Linked DNA regions of Mus musculus: region 2 is linked to region 1. Evidence: chromatin loops called from intact Hi-C (ENCODE). Cell type or tissue: heart. All regions are shown on one strand.

What was found. Hi-C counts contacts between places; a loop is a spot of excess contacts. Peaks named below come from ENCODE experiments on the same cell type or tissue, not always from the same donor. Only the 100,000 strongest peaks of a DNase experiment are listed, where the experiment ranks them.
Region 2: a loop joins it to region 1, with 5 times the contacts of the local background. A loop is called at or near these places in 5 of 42 quality-filtered maps.

What each region holds. Positions count from the first base shown.
Region 1 is chr7:71,307,484-71,315,483 of GRCm38, forward strand. No RefSeq gene overlaps it. Among named protein-coding and RNA genes, the nearest start is that of Gm39034, 24 kb to the left of the region's middle. In heart, no CTCF peak of the experiment used is centred here; a DNase peak (open chromatin) is centred at 4,138; H3K27ac peaks cover 1,054 bases.
Region 2 is chr7:71,366,057-71,374,056 of GRCm38, forward strand. Gm29328 (a long non-coding RNA gene) reads left to right here and starts at 4,176. Exons shown (of 3, transcript XR_001778177.1): 1 at 4,176-4,367. Gm36260 (a long non-coding RNA gene) reads right to left here. Exons shown (of 4, transcript XR_882213.2): 4 at 7,268-7,357. In heart, no CTCF peak of the experiment used is centred here; DNase peaks (open chromatin) are centred at 2,775 and 4,935; H3K27ac peaks cover 2,154 bases.

The DNA of each region.
Region 1 (8,000 bases):
TCTATAGTTTCTTCCTTGATAGCTGTTACTGCATATCCATCAGCCTTGCCTTACCTGTCCCAGGAGAGGCTTTCTGCTTTTAACCCTTTAAAGGTATTGGCTCCCTTTGCCCGGCTTCACTTTTATCTCCCTGGACCTTAACTAGCCACACGCACACACATCCCGGCTAATCTTTCCAAATTAGCATAGCAGCCGCTCAGGAGGTTCTCATTAGATGAGCAGCTGAGATTTATCAGACCTCATTTGCCTAATATGGAGCCTAACTTTGGGCACCTGGCCCTTGCAGTAGGGGGTAAGGGAGAATAGGAACAGGTCTTTTGTCACTGCTATGCAGTCTCACTAATTTGCTCCGCCTAATAAAATTACAAATGGATACAGCTTTATTCATATTGCCTTTATAGGTTATAATAACCTTGCTACCCCATAACCTCCTGCTAGCTGAATTAATCAGATCATATTAATATTTCTTCCCAGTTTCTTTTAACTGGTTCTTCTCTTAATTAAAGGGGCCAAAGACGTAAACAGGGTAGGTGAGTAGAAGCGTGGCGTGGAGTTATAAACAAGGCTCATTAAAAAGATGGATGTGCAGGCAGACTGCAAAAATTGCTTACTTCGCAAGTGTACATTTTGTAATTTCCTGACGACTAAAAGAACTAATGCCATATCACACCCCCTCCCTTTCTCCCATGTATAAAAGATGATAATTTTTGAACGCTGGGGTGGGGATGGCAAAAACCAAGCCACCTATTTATCAACTCACGGAAAAGGCTTTCACATCACAGGACGACTTCCTGTTCTACGGGCCTCCAAAGGCCGACAGGAGACAGAAGAGAAACAAACAGGCTGGGAAATGATCTCAGTGCAAAAGAAAATGTAAAAGGATGAGAAACTTTGAATAGAAATCATCCACTGTGTCAAACTACTGTTAAGTTCGAAAACAAAACTGAGGGTCTTCAGAACTTTACATCTTCACAGCACACACATGTTTGGGGTTTGCCTAGGGTGCAGGTGCGTGTTCCCTTGCACAGAGTACAGCAGAGATCTGCATCTTCACATGGGGACAATAATTGTTAGGATATGTAATTCTCCAATCTGAAGCTTCCATGCCCTTAGAATTACAGCAACAATAGATCTGTAAACAACTTGACTTAGAGATTTTAATTCAGATGTGTCCTACATATAGTTCAGGACACTATATCCCATAGTTCCCCAAACTGATAGTATACTTACACAATATTGCTGTGTAAACAATCTCAGGAATATAGAACATAGTACATATGATTTAAAGAATGTATTTCCATTTTATACGTTACATGTTTAGAATAAACAACTTACATTAGTTTTGTATTCTACACTTGCCCGTGCATGGGTGCTTAGTTCTCATCCTACCAGTCACAAACATTTCCTCACCATCATTTCACTAAGCGAGAAGGTACTGGTGGCTTTCATTCATTTGTGTGTGGGGTGCATTGTTGTTTTGTTTTCTTGCAGCAGTTACCTCAAAAGCCCAGGCTTGTGTTCCCTGCCCACCCCCTCCCACCCCCATCTCCTTTCTCAACAAGAGAGAAAGTCATTCTGACAGCATGATGCACAACCAGGCCAGGGAAGACCTGGCTCCTTCATGAATAAATTAGAGATGAAAGTTTAACAGATCCCTTGCATGTTTATGGAAGAATCTCGGCCTAATTTACCTAAATGTTTTGAGTAGAAGGGAAGGAAAAATAAGAGGCTGAGGTGGAAAGGTTAAAATCCCTGTTTAAGTTGAAGGCAGTTTTTTTTCTTTTTCTTTCTTTCTTTTTTCTTTTTCTTTTCTTTTTTTTTTTTTTCCTCAGCATACTGCAACCCGTGGGTGTTGCGATGTAACTATCAATTGCTTTCTCAAATATCTAAGGGAGAATCCAAAGGAAGGACACATTCCTTCTCCCTCTAACTCTGTTATAAGGGATGTGTGTGTGTGTGTGTGTGTGTGTGTGTTTCTGTCTGTATTATCTATGACTACCTGTCTATCCATCAGCCCACACACCATAAGCACTTATATGGAGACTGTTTAAGATTTTTACTTCCCAATGGTTATTAAATTCTGTGGAAAGGGCATTTTTCTTCAGGTACTTCTAGGTTATGTATGTTTCAGCAAGTGACCTATTACTCTATGTTCTCCATGAGTGAATTTTTTACTGCCAGGCAAGCATGCCCTGAGATGCACTGTGGTGCAGAAGATGGGATGTGTGATCAAAACACTAAATGTTCCATACAGGATTAGACCACTGGACTCGTGGTTTTGAAAACCTGCAGATGGCCCAGCCTGTTACCTGATGCTTCAGAAGCCAGGAATGAACTTGCGTGACGACCCCAGCCCTGAGATGCTGGGCTATATATTTCCCCAGTGGAAAATAGTAAGTTGGAAAGGAGAACCACTTTGCTACATATGTGGTTTCTAAAGGATTTTGTCTTCTCTACTCTGTCTAGTAGGCTCACCAGCAATTGCAGCACAAACTGTCACCATACACAAGTTGCTAACTCTTGGGATGTGACTTCTTAGTCTTCCTTGCCTTTGGTGATTAGGAAAGTTGTTGAATCCCATGCTCTGACAATATTGGACCTGAAGCAGAAAGCTGGCATGGGCAGGGTAGGAAGAGTGTGGGGAGGAAGCTACTGCGTTCCAGTGCATCCCATTCATCTTGCTTAGTTATCACTCTTGGCTGTTTTGATTTCCTGCTTATTTAGCCATAGACTGAAGAAGGAAAGAAAAAGGAAAGAAAAAGTGAAAGCCATTCTGTTCTTTTTTTTTTTTTTTTTTTTTTGATCCCTTTACATTTGAGGAAAATACCCACAAGGATACAAACACCCTTTCTTCACAAGACACCCTTCTCAGTCATACTGTTCTTACTATGAATAAGAAAAGCTCATGCCAGGCCTTGACTCTGTGGTGCACAAAGCACTCATCTTACTACCAAGCATTTTAATTTTTCTTGAATTTTTCCCAAATTTTCTTATCAGCTCCTCAGATAACTTTTGGATAGTTCTCACCATTTTTTTAGGCCAGCTGTGCCTACCATTCCTTATTTTAATGACCACTCAGGTTTAGTGTTAAAGAAAGTTGGCTATAGGATAGGATATGTTCAGTTTAATTGTGCTTGGTTTGTTGGCTTGTACTCAAATGAGTAGTTTCAGAAACATCTACAACCCAACATTCGAAAGGTCAGTAACATTTCACATTTGGGTATACTAGAATATTTCCTTCCTTCCTTTCTTTCTCTCTTTCTTTTCTTTCTTTCTTTAACTAATTAAAAAATGTTTTTCCTTGCACTTTATTTTGATCATAATTATCCCCATAACTGCCCCCCAACCCCCTGTCGTCTCTTCATTTCCCTTTCTTCTTAGGAGGATAAAAGAAAAAAATTCAAGACTGCCACAGACTACCTATAAAGATTGATATGGAATGCTGAAACTCCTCTATTTCCTATTTGGGGTCATTCTCCCACCCCTAACCCCAACCCCCTAAAACGGGTTTTCTCTCTCTTCCTCTTAGTATTTGTCACAAGAGGAGAATGGGATTTCATGAGCCTTCCATTCAGCTTGCAACTTCCTCTAAGCAAAAGGACAATAAATAAACAAGAAGATAAGACAGTCTCTTTGCCTGCCCATCCCCTTCCTTGGAACTCTAGGACAACCAGATCTATGTTCTTAGAATATTTTCCTGAATTAGAATTTTCTCTAACTCAGTGAGTTTGAAGTCTGTGTAAAACAGATAGCAAACAAGAGGCCTGCTGACACATGTGGATGTCATATTTTTATACATATGTGTGTATAAAAATTTTTTGTATGTATGTGTGTACACATACAACAGTACAAAATACAATTTTTTTCCAGCACTTTTGGTAAGCCAATCTTGTTGGCTACACTGATGAAGGTTGCAGGTAATTCTGTCCACAGTTCTATGAAAGATAAATGACCTCCTTCCCAAGGACACTTGGCCAGGCCTGAGTTTGAGTGTGTATGTGTATCCCTGCACGTGTGCGTGTGTGTGACTGTTTTCTGAAGATCTGACAAGGCATCTCGATCATTTCCTGGTTTTGAGGCCGACCCTCGGCCGTGCACACAGCCCCCCTCTCTGAACTGTTATTATTCTGTCTTGAGGCCTTCTTTGGCCAGGATGTTGCTTCATTTCCACCTTTTGTCTCCGCCTGAATGTGAATGATGCTCTTTCAGCAATATCCAGCCGCTTAAACTCCCTGCTGTTGCCTTACATAAATATACAACACCCGTCTCGCCCTATAACTCACTTCAGGCCTGGAAAAATAGTGACTTCCTTTATTGGTCCGATTCTCTGGCAATTCCCAACAGCTGTATGTTCGCACCTCAGAGGATCCTTATCTTCAGCTTTCCATTTGTCTCAGCACTATTCCCGGGGATTGCCAATAAAAATGATTCCCATTTTTATAACCCCTGAGAACACAGGAGCCAGCTTTCCAGAGAAACCATGTCCTTCCACCATCCCCTGAATAAACAAACAAACCAAACCTCGGGACTACTTAAGAAAAAGGTGCATTTTGTCTTCAAGAGAGATGACCGAAGGAGCCCAGTGCACAGGGACTCAGTAAAACGTGGAGTGTGGTCCCTAAACACATTAATTACGGTCAAGAAAATCTGTGTTTATTTCCCTCCTCATGAGAATAAATTGGGAGCTACAGCATGTGATTGTTAAAATAACACATGTTTAGAGGTATATTCAGTATCCATCTATGTAGGAGGCGTACATCTCTACAGGATATTATATGTTATTCCCTATGCTTTATCAGTTCATTTAACCATTTTTCAGTGCATCTGAATTCAGGGTTATTTTAGAACACATTGTGGGCGGGTCGGTCTATTGACTTTGCTCTATGTCTGAGATATAGAAAAGAAAGGCATGCACTTTTGAAGCTGAAATCACTGTTCATTTTAAAGTAGTCTCATCAATGAAGGGTCTTTATCTAATTAGATCCGATAGGCCTGAGCTTGGGCTCTGCAAGGTTCTGATGTGGGATGTGGGGTAAGGGGCATCCTCATACAGCTGAGCCCCAGTCAGTCACATCTGCTAAACAGAGACCAAAACCCTCCCTCGCCCCTCCCTTATCTGTTAAAACTCAGAAAGTGAAACTTACTAAAAAGCGAAGGGCTCCAGTGTGCCTGAGAGATGGGAGTCACATATTTAGTTGTTGCTCCATCAGGATAAAGTTCTGATCCTGACAGACAAGTCTGAAAGAAGAATGTCCAGAAGGGAAAGGTAAATGTGTGAGATTTCCACTGTTACAAGAGTGTGCCCAAGAATGAAAGAGCAAGAATATTAACCACTCACATGCCAAACTGCATCCACCAAATTGCAGTCGCACCAGGGGGAAGGAGGGCCGTGGCAGGCACCAGTCAATGCGCCCCTCTGTTTCTGATCCTGCAGTTCTCTACAGCAGGAGGAAAGGGGCCTGGTGGCTACTGAACTTGTGAGCCAGCCGGCTTGCTTGGGAACTCACTTGCAATGGTTAGCATCTCTGTAAGTGTGGACGACTTAGTTTCCGGCTTCTCCTCTTCCTACCTGACTTCCACTCCAAAGCATGAATGATAATATTGAAATTGACTTCAGCTGTGCTCCACACATTAAGCCTGCCCCGAAAGACAGTTTCAAAACGAACAAAAAATCTTCCGCTTAGCATGGGTGCAAACATAAATATACAGACAGACTCTTCACTCTAGCTCTCTCTGTTTGGAACTGTGTAAGGAGGCTGACTTTTTATACCAGCTCTTCTCTAGTCTTTCAAATTGGACCCATAGCTCCAAAACTGTCCCTCTGAAGGAGAGGTGATGTCATTTTCCATACAACATCATTAATAGCAGTCTTGAGTATTGCGTTGTCATTACCTCAAGCAGCTGTGGAAAGAACTTAACATTTTCTCAGGGTCAAATGTTCCCTTCTCAGTGGGGAAATTTTTCTGCTCTAAATGAAATGTTACGAAATACATTTTTCCCCCAGCAAGCTTTGCACCACCGAGAGCTGTTTTATTTATCTGACTGTTGTGAGTGTTGTAAAACATGCTGTCTCACATGGTAACACAAGCTCTTTTTAAGAGTGTGCCCTGAGTATTTGCAATTGTTATCGGGCCCAGATGTATCCTCCTGTCATCTTGAAGCTCTGCTAGTTGGCTCGGATATGCAGAATGTAATTATCTCAAAGGTCTTCATGCTAAGTATGCAGAAGCATATGACTAAGGGTAACCATTGGCTCCGTCCTGCCCACCCACTGCCCTCAAAGAACCTGTGACAAAGAGTAAAACTTACTGTTTATGGATTCCAAAGCTATTCAGAATAGGACAGACCTAGGTTTTCATAGAGCTTTGAATGAGAAGGAGCCAGTCAATATTGGGCTGAGGAAAAGAGACATGTTTAAAAAGAAGAAAAAATTGGAACTAGAAATGGATGGGGTTAGAGAGCCAGAGCCAGAGCCAGAGCGAGCGAGAGAGAGAGAGAGAGAGAGAGGGAGAGAGAGAGAGAATAGTTCACAACTACCATTTAAATTAGACACTGGAAAGTAGGCCTCTGATTAGTTTGGTTTCTTCTTTCCTCCAGACCCACAACTTTCAAATGTAAGTCCATGAAAACCCATAATCAGGATAGGTGACATTTCTAAACCCATGGTTTGCTCCAGAGGGGAGAAAAAAAATCATGGACGTGATGAAAAAAGTCAACCTACACATGAGGCAAGCAAGGGGAGGTGTGAGCTCAGCTGACCTGAATTCCTGGGAACACTGATCAGTATTGTAAGATGGGGAAAGGGTTGAAAAACAACAAAAACAAGAAAGAGCACACACGGGTTAAGGCAGCACAATTCCATCATGACCCTTGCTGGGAATCACTTTATGCCCTGAAGCATGAAATTTGATTGTAATTATTTTAGCTTGCTTGGCTACATATGTTATTGATGATCTTTCCTAAAAAGCAGCAGCCTTCTAGAAATCCTGCCACAGTACTTGACTCAAAGACCTGTAAGGTATCCATAATAGAAAATAAACCGTGCGGGCATTCTCTATCGATTGCTTCACGGAAACTTGCTTATCCTGAAGTGTGTGTCTCCAACTTTCTACATCACTGGGGTAGAAAAACAAGGTGACAGTTCCCAAAGTAAATATTTATGAAGTGTGCAACAAGCACATAGTGTATTGCTCTGAAATTCCATGCGGTTTAGAACATACGAAGCTCAAGTAGACATTTTGGCCCATTGGGAGTAAATATGAAAGCTGGTTACCTTGCATGTATGAGCTGAGACAGAGTCATATGATAGAAATGATGGATATGCATACGCAGATAAAAAAGACCAGCCCTCTATATGTATCAGTTAAAAAGACATGGCGATTTTCCATTTCTTCATTTTCCTTCCTATGGAACATATGAGTAGGCTTAGCAGGTATGTCCATCAGTGATAAATCGGTCAGATATACCAGGTAATGCAAGATACTAATTCCCCAGGGCACCCATTCTCTGAACTGCAAAACGAAGGCTCATAGCATACATAAGCTATTGGGTATATGCATTATCTTTCATTCTGTCTTCATATGAAACAATTTTCCAGGTAGGCAGAGGACATTCCTTTTCATTATTCAAGAAATCTATGTCTAGGCTTTATGCCATGACACTGGGCCTTTGGAAGTTTTTCAGTTTATTCATTGGAAGGAATCCTAATTGATACTGAAGTCAGCCTTGGTGATATTATGCACCTCCCTCTGCTTGCTCTGTTGAGCAATTAAATTCAGAAGTTCTGGTGGCTATGGCCATATTTCTCAATTTCCCGTTATGTCTGATGTCCAAGGAATTAATGCTACTATGTGTTTTGCCCCTAGGCACAACTCTGCAAAAACAACAACAACAACAACAACAACAACAACAAACAAACAAAACAAAACAAAACAAAACTCCACTACATTTGCAAGGCTTTCATACTCTTAGATGAGATCAATATTTCAAACAAAACAAGC
Region 2 (8,000 bases), 59 kb after region 1:
AAATAGAGACCCTGGCCAAGAAAACCCTTACAAAGGAAAGCACTCAATTGTGGGGTGGCTTATAATTTTAGAGCATGAGACCATTATTATTATGGACTGAAACATGGAGGTAGGCAGGAAGGCATGGTACTGTAGCAGTAACTGAGATCTTTATATCCTGATTTGCAGGCAGAGAGAGGCCAGACAGAGAGAGACTGAGCCTGGGATGGTCTTTTTGAAACATCAAATCTTACCCCTAATGGCCTTTACCTCGCCAACAGCTCACCAGCTGGCAAATAAGCATGCAGACATATCAGCCTCTGGTGGACAGTCTCATTCAAACCTCAACACTCTATGAGAATTTAACTCTTCATTTCCTCCATCTCCTAACCTAAGAGCCACCATTCTGCCTTCCATCTCTGTGTTTGACTACTCCAGGGGATTTTCATGTACAATACCCATTTTTGCTATTTTCAGTTTGACCCCCTCCTTTCCCTTTCGACCCTGCTTTAAAAATTATTTAGCAGTATTTAGAAGACACCATATAAAAAGTCATATCCCTCAGCATTTGCTACTAAATGACTAAGTACTTGTTAAGTGCTCTGAGAACCTCTAGTTTTGTTTCGTTTGTGTTTAACTTTTTTGATTGGTTTATTTCTTTAGAATAATATCCTCAGGGTTCATCCATGTAAAACACACTTTTTATCTTTTGCTTGTAATCCTATGTGCCTATAATGTATGTGTGCTTGTGTGTGTATGTGTGTATATATATATACATATATATGTGTGTGTGTGTGTGTGTGTGTGTGTGTGTGTGTGTGTGTGTGTATGCTTGTGTATGTTTCTGTGTGTGTACTTTTGTGTGTGTATATATGTATGTATGTATGTACATATGTATAAGAGAAAGATGTGTGATATTTATATGTATGCATATGAGGGGCTCAAATGTTAATGGTTACACTCCACTCTCTTTGAGATACCTCTCTTACTATTCACCAATGTGTACAATGGGTTACTTGGCCTGTAGACTTCAATGCATTCTCTCGTCTCCAACTTCCATCTCAATAGAGGAGTCTTAGGCTTACAGACACAGACATGGGTTCTGGGTATCCACTATCTAGTAATTATTTTTGCTTGCCAAGTGCCCTTTGAGCTATCTCCTGAGTCCTGGTGGAGAAGTGTAGGCAGTCCGTGCTGAGGCCAAGCATGCTAAACATGCCTACCTGATAGTACAGCAAGTGCTACACTTTATATTTACATTTTACAAATAATAGTAATATTTATTGTTAAGTAAAGTGTTTTATAAATTTTGGAAGTATTTCGAAGACTTTTTCCATGTTTTTGTTTTGAAGAAGTAATGTGAAAGAGCTCAAAATTACATCATTGGGACTTCTAAAGGGGTCTGGAAACAACATGGTGATTGTTCATCCCTTGGCTGACATGGAAACAGTGATCTCCGCTTCCAGAGCAGAAGAAAATTTTTTGTGCAGGGTGTAGATGGATACACTTAGCATATGCTAATGTCAATGTCTGCATATGTGTGGGATGAACAAGCATCCATATGCACGTATAAGTGGAGTAGACATAGGGTGTAATTCCTCTATTATTCTCTGCCTTACTCTGTGTGTGTGTGTGTGTGTGTGCACGTGTGTGTGTGTGTGTGTGTGTGTGTGTGTGTGTGTGTGTAAGTATGTGCATTCATATGCACACATTGAGAGGTCATAGGACAATGCCTGGTGTCTTTCTCAGTAGCTTTCAATCTTATTTTTTTTGAAGCAGAGGCTCTCAGTGAGCTTAAGGCTCACTGTTTCAGGTAGCTTGGCTGGCTAGTGAACTCCCCCAAGGATCGACCTAGGATGACACACACTTGCAGCCACGGTCAACTTTTCCATGGAGTACAGAAGACTGGAGCTCTAATCCGGTTCCTTTCATAGAAGGTATTCTTACCCACCATGTCCCTACCTCACTTCTTACAGCAGTGCCTTTTGCTAAAACTAGAGCACACCAATTGGTCAGAGAGCTCTGTGGGCCCATCAGTCCCTAGCTCTCCAGTGCTGGAATTACAGACAAATGCCACCATATCTGTGCTTTACACTGGTGCTGGGTACTGAACTCATATCCCTATGCCTCCTCAACAAGCATTTTATCCACTAAGCCATCTCTCCAGACCTCTAGAATGGAATGAAAGTCCTAAGAAGGTAGTTACTGTTCCTGAAGAGACAGGAGAACAGGAAGTGTGGGAGGGACCATTGCGATATTGAATCTATCAGTCAAACAACCAAATAAACAAAAACTCTCTATGTTTTAGAAATGCTCCAAAATTCTGCTTCAGCTGCAGACATTATACTAGAATAGAAGGATAGAATAAAAATCTCTAAAAAAAAAAACTATAAATAAATAAAAATAAAGACTGGAGACCACTTTAATGGCAAGGTGGTCATAAACCGGAGTGTTAGAGTTTCACCAATATGACATCATTCCCAGTGAGACACCGAAGAGTCCACCATCTACTCCCTCCGCACTCCCCTCTCACACATCCCCTCTCCTGTTAGAGAGATGATGAAGCTGCTTCTGCCTCACAGAAGGATCATAAAAACCTGTATCCCATAAGCTGAAGTCAGCCCAATGAACTACACAAACAGCAATAACCAAAACAAAGCAAGCAGGAAACGCGCAGCATCTGTTATGATCGCACAACCACAAGACAGCTGTTTAATCCCAACTGTTAGCATAAGATCATTTGAGTGTTTGAAGAGCGATCCCATTTGGATATCCCCCCACTTATTTATTTATTTCTTAGCTTTTCCAAGAGTGAGGCTTTCTCAGCTGGAGGACACGATCTGCGCTCCTGGCTCTCTCCCCACTTTCACCCGCAGCTTCCGAAGGAGAGAGGTGATGTGATTTTTTTTTTGAACTATAAATACTCCGAGGGGAATGTGGATGGCTGTGTGGTCTTCTAATGGAGCAGGGCATGGCCCTTTCTCGGCCTCTGGGACCCAGGTTTTGCTCCCCAGAACATTCATAAACCATGCTGGTCAGATTATGGGAAAAGGCCCTCACATGAAACGCACTGGTGGTCTAAGCCAAGTTCTGGTACGGCTGAATTTTCTCAGCACCACCCAAGGTTGGAATCAGTCCCTGTGAAGTTCAGTTCCAAAATCCAAAAACAAAGTCATTAGGTTCACAATTGTTTAGGAAGGGTCAGTGAAGGATGTCAAGAGTTTGGGTGGCCCATTTAAATGCCCACAGTGGAAATGTGGGTAAGACATCCAGTTAGCTCAGAGTGGTACTATAGATCTCCTCTCCTCTCCCTCCCTTCCCCTCCCCTCCCCTCCCCTCCTTTCCAATTAAATCCATAGCCCCTATTTGTAGCTTTCCCCAAATGCTCTGTGAAGAACACACTCTTCACTATGGCTTTCTGGCCCAGGTGTCACGCAAGAGGCTGGTGACAGCAGCAGCTATTCAGAGCTGATCATGTTGTCTCTGAGTAAAAGGAGCAGGCCATGGAAACAGGAGTAAGTGTTAACCTTGAAAGCTGCCTGAGATGCCTACGCCACACATCTCTCCTCACTTCCTCTTTGAAATATTTCTCCCAAGCAAACCTTCCATGTTGGTCTGTGCAGAAAGACATATGAATGCTACTAAGCTTATCTTTGGGGAGAAAGTCAAAGCTCAAGTCTTTTGAAGGCGTAGGAAAAAATTGTCCTAAATCTGACTCTAGAACAATTCTTCTCTAGGTCATGTCAATCTTGGAAACGGAAGGAACGCCTTTTTTCTCTATGCATTTTCAGCTGTAAGTTTATAAAAATACCTGTTGTATAAGAGCAAGTCAGGTTTTGGAAATGACAAGTATTGTGGTAAGAATTCTGGAATGATCTCAGAATGAATGCTCAATACAACCATCATTATTGCTCTTGTTTATGACATCACTACACCTCCTTGAGCTATTAGCTTATCCTCTTCTTAAGTACCCTCAAGAAAAAGGTAAACTATATACTGACACTACATTAATATCTACACATATCCTAAGAAAAAGAAAAGCAGTCAGCTGGGGGAGTCAGTCAAAAGATTAACCACCCATGATAGAAAGAATTAAATTCTTAGGTCAGTCTATGGCATGAGTTTTTCTCATATTTAGATAAAGCATTTTACCTTTAGTCTGCTATTCTTTATCACACACACACACACACACACACACACACACACACACACACACACACAGTTGCATTGCACAGGAGGGAGGCAGAGGTCTCTACAGATTATGAATATCCATCTCAATGTTCAACTTCCCCAACACAGGACAAAATCACCAACATCTTCAATGGGAGAAAATCCTTTATCGGCTGATTCATTTCCATGTTTTGTTTCTGCAGGAGACGGGATATCCTGTGAGTCTATGAGAGGGACGGGACTTGGTGGGATCATTTCAGATATGCCATTTAGCATTATTATTGTGGTTGAGATGGTGAATCTGGTATTATATTTATCAACTAATTTTCATTTTTGGCATTTTCATTTTCTTCTGCTTCCTTCCCATTTTACCCTGATTTGAAAATTACTTAGTAGGATTTGGAAAACATAATGTAAAGAAGTCATATCCCCCTGCATTTGCTACTAAATGATGAAGCAGTTGTTGTGTGCCCTGAAAGCCCTTAGTTTGCTACTAAATGAGGAAGCAGTTGTTATGTGCCCTGAAAGCCCTTGGTTGTGTTCCATTCTGTTTTCTGTAAGTTTGGAACCAGTAGGCCACACACCTTCCCCTGATATTAGAGGAAGGGGAACAGAGGAACCAGGCTACTGAGAGACATTCCAGTGTGAGCAAGCTCACAGAAGTCCCAAGTATCTCTTACAGGCTCATTAGTCAGCCCAAACCAGGAAATAAATATCCTCCTGTTTTGTGATCACCCCCTAGCTACTGCTGTAACAGGAAACATAACTGAGAGGAAGACATCTGAGCACTCTGCCGCCCCAGTTGGAAACCAGCCCTTTCCCATACCTCTCCTGAACTGTAGCTCTGAGGGAAGGAGCCCCTGATTCCCCCACTGCACCGGGGTTACCTTTGACTTTAAAACAAAGTTTCAGGAAACTATTTGTGTGGATTGTGAGTTTAGGTTGCCTTTTGGTCAGGTACAATCCTCTCCGTTTTACAGCGACTTGCTTCTGTGAAACACAGCTGAGGATTTTCTGCACACCGTGTATTTCATGGCGTAGAAAACAGATCTCTGCCAGAAGTCAATGAGTTGGGATTTTATAAATAGGTTTATCTAAAGAGAAGCGAACTAGAAATAAGATTGGTTGACACCTTGGGAAAGGGAACTTTTGAGAAATTAAGCAAATGTAAATTAACCAAAGCTGATTTTGTTTTGTTCAGTAGGTAGACCATAAGCTTCTGGGGTTTTTTTTGGGGGGGGGTTGTTTTCTTGGGTTTGCTTTGTTTTGTTTAGCTGTCTTAGTCGCTCATGCCAGGGTGGCTTGACCTCAATGTGGTTATTTTGAGTACAATTCACCAGCAAAAGCCTCAAGGTTCCAGGCTCCAGAAACGGTAGCTCCCAGTTAGCAGCTCCAGTGGAAACCCCACCATATATTCCTTAGACTTCCTTATCAACCACCCTGGGCACACTCACCAGGGTACACTCTTTGCTTCATCCTACCTCCTGCCCAAACTCTGTTTCCTGGTTTGCCCATGTCCTGTGATATACGCAGCTCTGAAAATTAAGATTGCAGCTTTGATTTCTCTAACCTGCATTTCCCTTCCAGATTAGTGTGGAGGCCAAAGGGAGTTTCTGCTTAACGATTATCTACTTCTCTGATTATTTCATTATGTAGCATTTTCTTTATAACTCTGAGTTATGAGCAGGACTTGAGAACGTCCTTAATATTCTGAGGTATAACCAGAACTTCAAAAATTACCTCCCTCATATCCTTTGATGGCTTGTATCTGGGGGACGTTTTGAAAACAGAAAGTGTTTGTGGCCGTCTTCTAAATAGCTGGTCTGTTTCCCACTGAGTCACCTCTCCCCTCTCACCCAACAATACACACTAATTATGGGGGCAAGTGGAGGTCATGTCCCTGGCTGGTTCACCCCTATTTGCCCTTATGAATCTGATTGGACATAACTCAACACAATGTAGAGAATTCATTTAATCTGACTCATTAGACAATTCAAAGAGAACATTTTATACCTCCAAGTATATCAGAGTAGGATTTGTTTGCTTGCTTCATTGCTTTTTGTTATTTAAATTGTGTGTGTGTGTGTGTGTGTGTGTGTGTACTTGGTAATTTATATCCTGATATCTAGAAGGAAGATAATTCTCACAATTAGGTACAAGTATGTTTGATGGATTTGAGAGAGAGAGAGAGAGAGAGAGAGAGAGAGAGAGAGAGGGAGGGAGGGAGGAAAGGACAAGAAAAGCAGGCTATGCAGGTGTGTCTCCATTGGTAGAATGCTTGCTCCTTATGCTTGGGTTTCTTTCCTGGTAACATATAAACTGGCTATGACAGTATACTCCTTCAGTCCTAGCACAAAGGAAGTATAGAAAGATTAGGAGTTTGAGTCCAAACTCATCTAGACAGAAAGCTTGAGGCAAGCCTAGAACAATGAGATCCTATGTTCAGAAAAAGAAGAAAAAATATTTCCATTGAACAAAAATCTTAAAAAATTAGTAGTCTAACAAAGCATTTTATACAGCCCCCTCCCCTAAAGGAAAGGCATGCCACCTTAGTTCTAAAATCTCATTCATTCGAACAACTGAGGTGAATCATGGATGCTGTGATTTCAAACACCCTTGCTACAGGGATGGTGTAGACAAGCAAATTCTAGGTCTACACTTTGATCATCAACACATTAAGTTTCACTTCATTATGCAGGTCAAGACCCAACTTTAGTATCAATGATCACCTGTAATTTTGGATCCAATCTATGTAAGCCTCAAACATTTAAAATCTTCCAATTTAATTTATTTCATATGGCCCCATTATTATATATATATATGTATATATATATATATATACACATATATACGTATACATATATATATAAGCTTTTATTTACAACTTGAAACAAATCAGATTTTTCAAAAAGGATTTTTACAGCAAACCAAGTTGATTCAGAGTTTCCATGGTGGCAGCGGTATGAGACAGATGGATGGCTCCAGTCATCTTTAGGAACTAACTCAGTAGTGTAGCCATTCTATCAGTACGTGGTCTGACTGCCTCCTCTCTCTGAAAAGCAAGTGCTGAGTTGGGGGCCATCAGTAGTTCCAGGTCTTCGGTAAGTGGCAGAATGAGTGACTAAGAATGGAGTTCTCATCTGACAGCGATCTCTCATCCCTATTGTCTCCACCAGCTTCATCTTGCCATGTGGGAGCCCAGGAGTGTCTATCGGTGAGAAAGAGGCACCTGGTTAATAATCATTGATAGGCCAGGATTTCACAAATGCTCTGTCCCCTTTCCCAGTGAAGGAGGCATTTTCATACTCTTCAAGCATCGAGTAAAGCAGATCTCAGAGGAATTTTGAGTTTCTCTTAGCATTGAGACCTGACCACAGGATGAAATACTAAGAATGGAGATCTCACCTGGCAGAGATCTTGGCATCCTTGGTGTGGGCTCTGCCAAACTGAATCACTAAGCATAGACAGCTCAATGATGACAAAAGACTCTTAATACATAACGTCTTCAGAACCTTAGTTAACAACCTCAAAGCAAGGGTGAATCTTTCCAGCAATCACTTAAACAAAAAGATGCCCTCGCTTCTGTTCATCAGACTCTCCCTCCTTAGCACGTATTAACTTAAAACAAAACCTTAACCATGTCAAACCTGTGAAAAAGGAAGAAATCCAAAATCCATTTTTTTTTGTTCTCTTGAACCTTGTTTAAGGTAGAGACTTACAGTGTGCATCATTACAGAAGGAGAGCTTACCCAGGGTCACCCTCGCCCTGACCCTGAGCACCAAGACTCTCATTCTGTAAACTTGCTTGCTGGAGAAAAGTTAACTTGGCACTCGTCTTAAGTATTGACTCT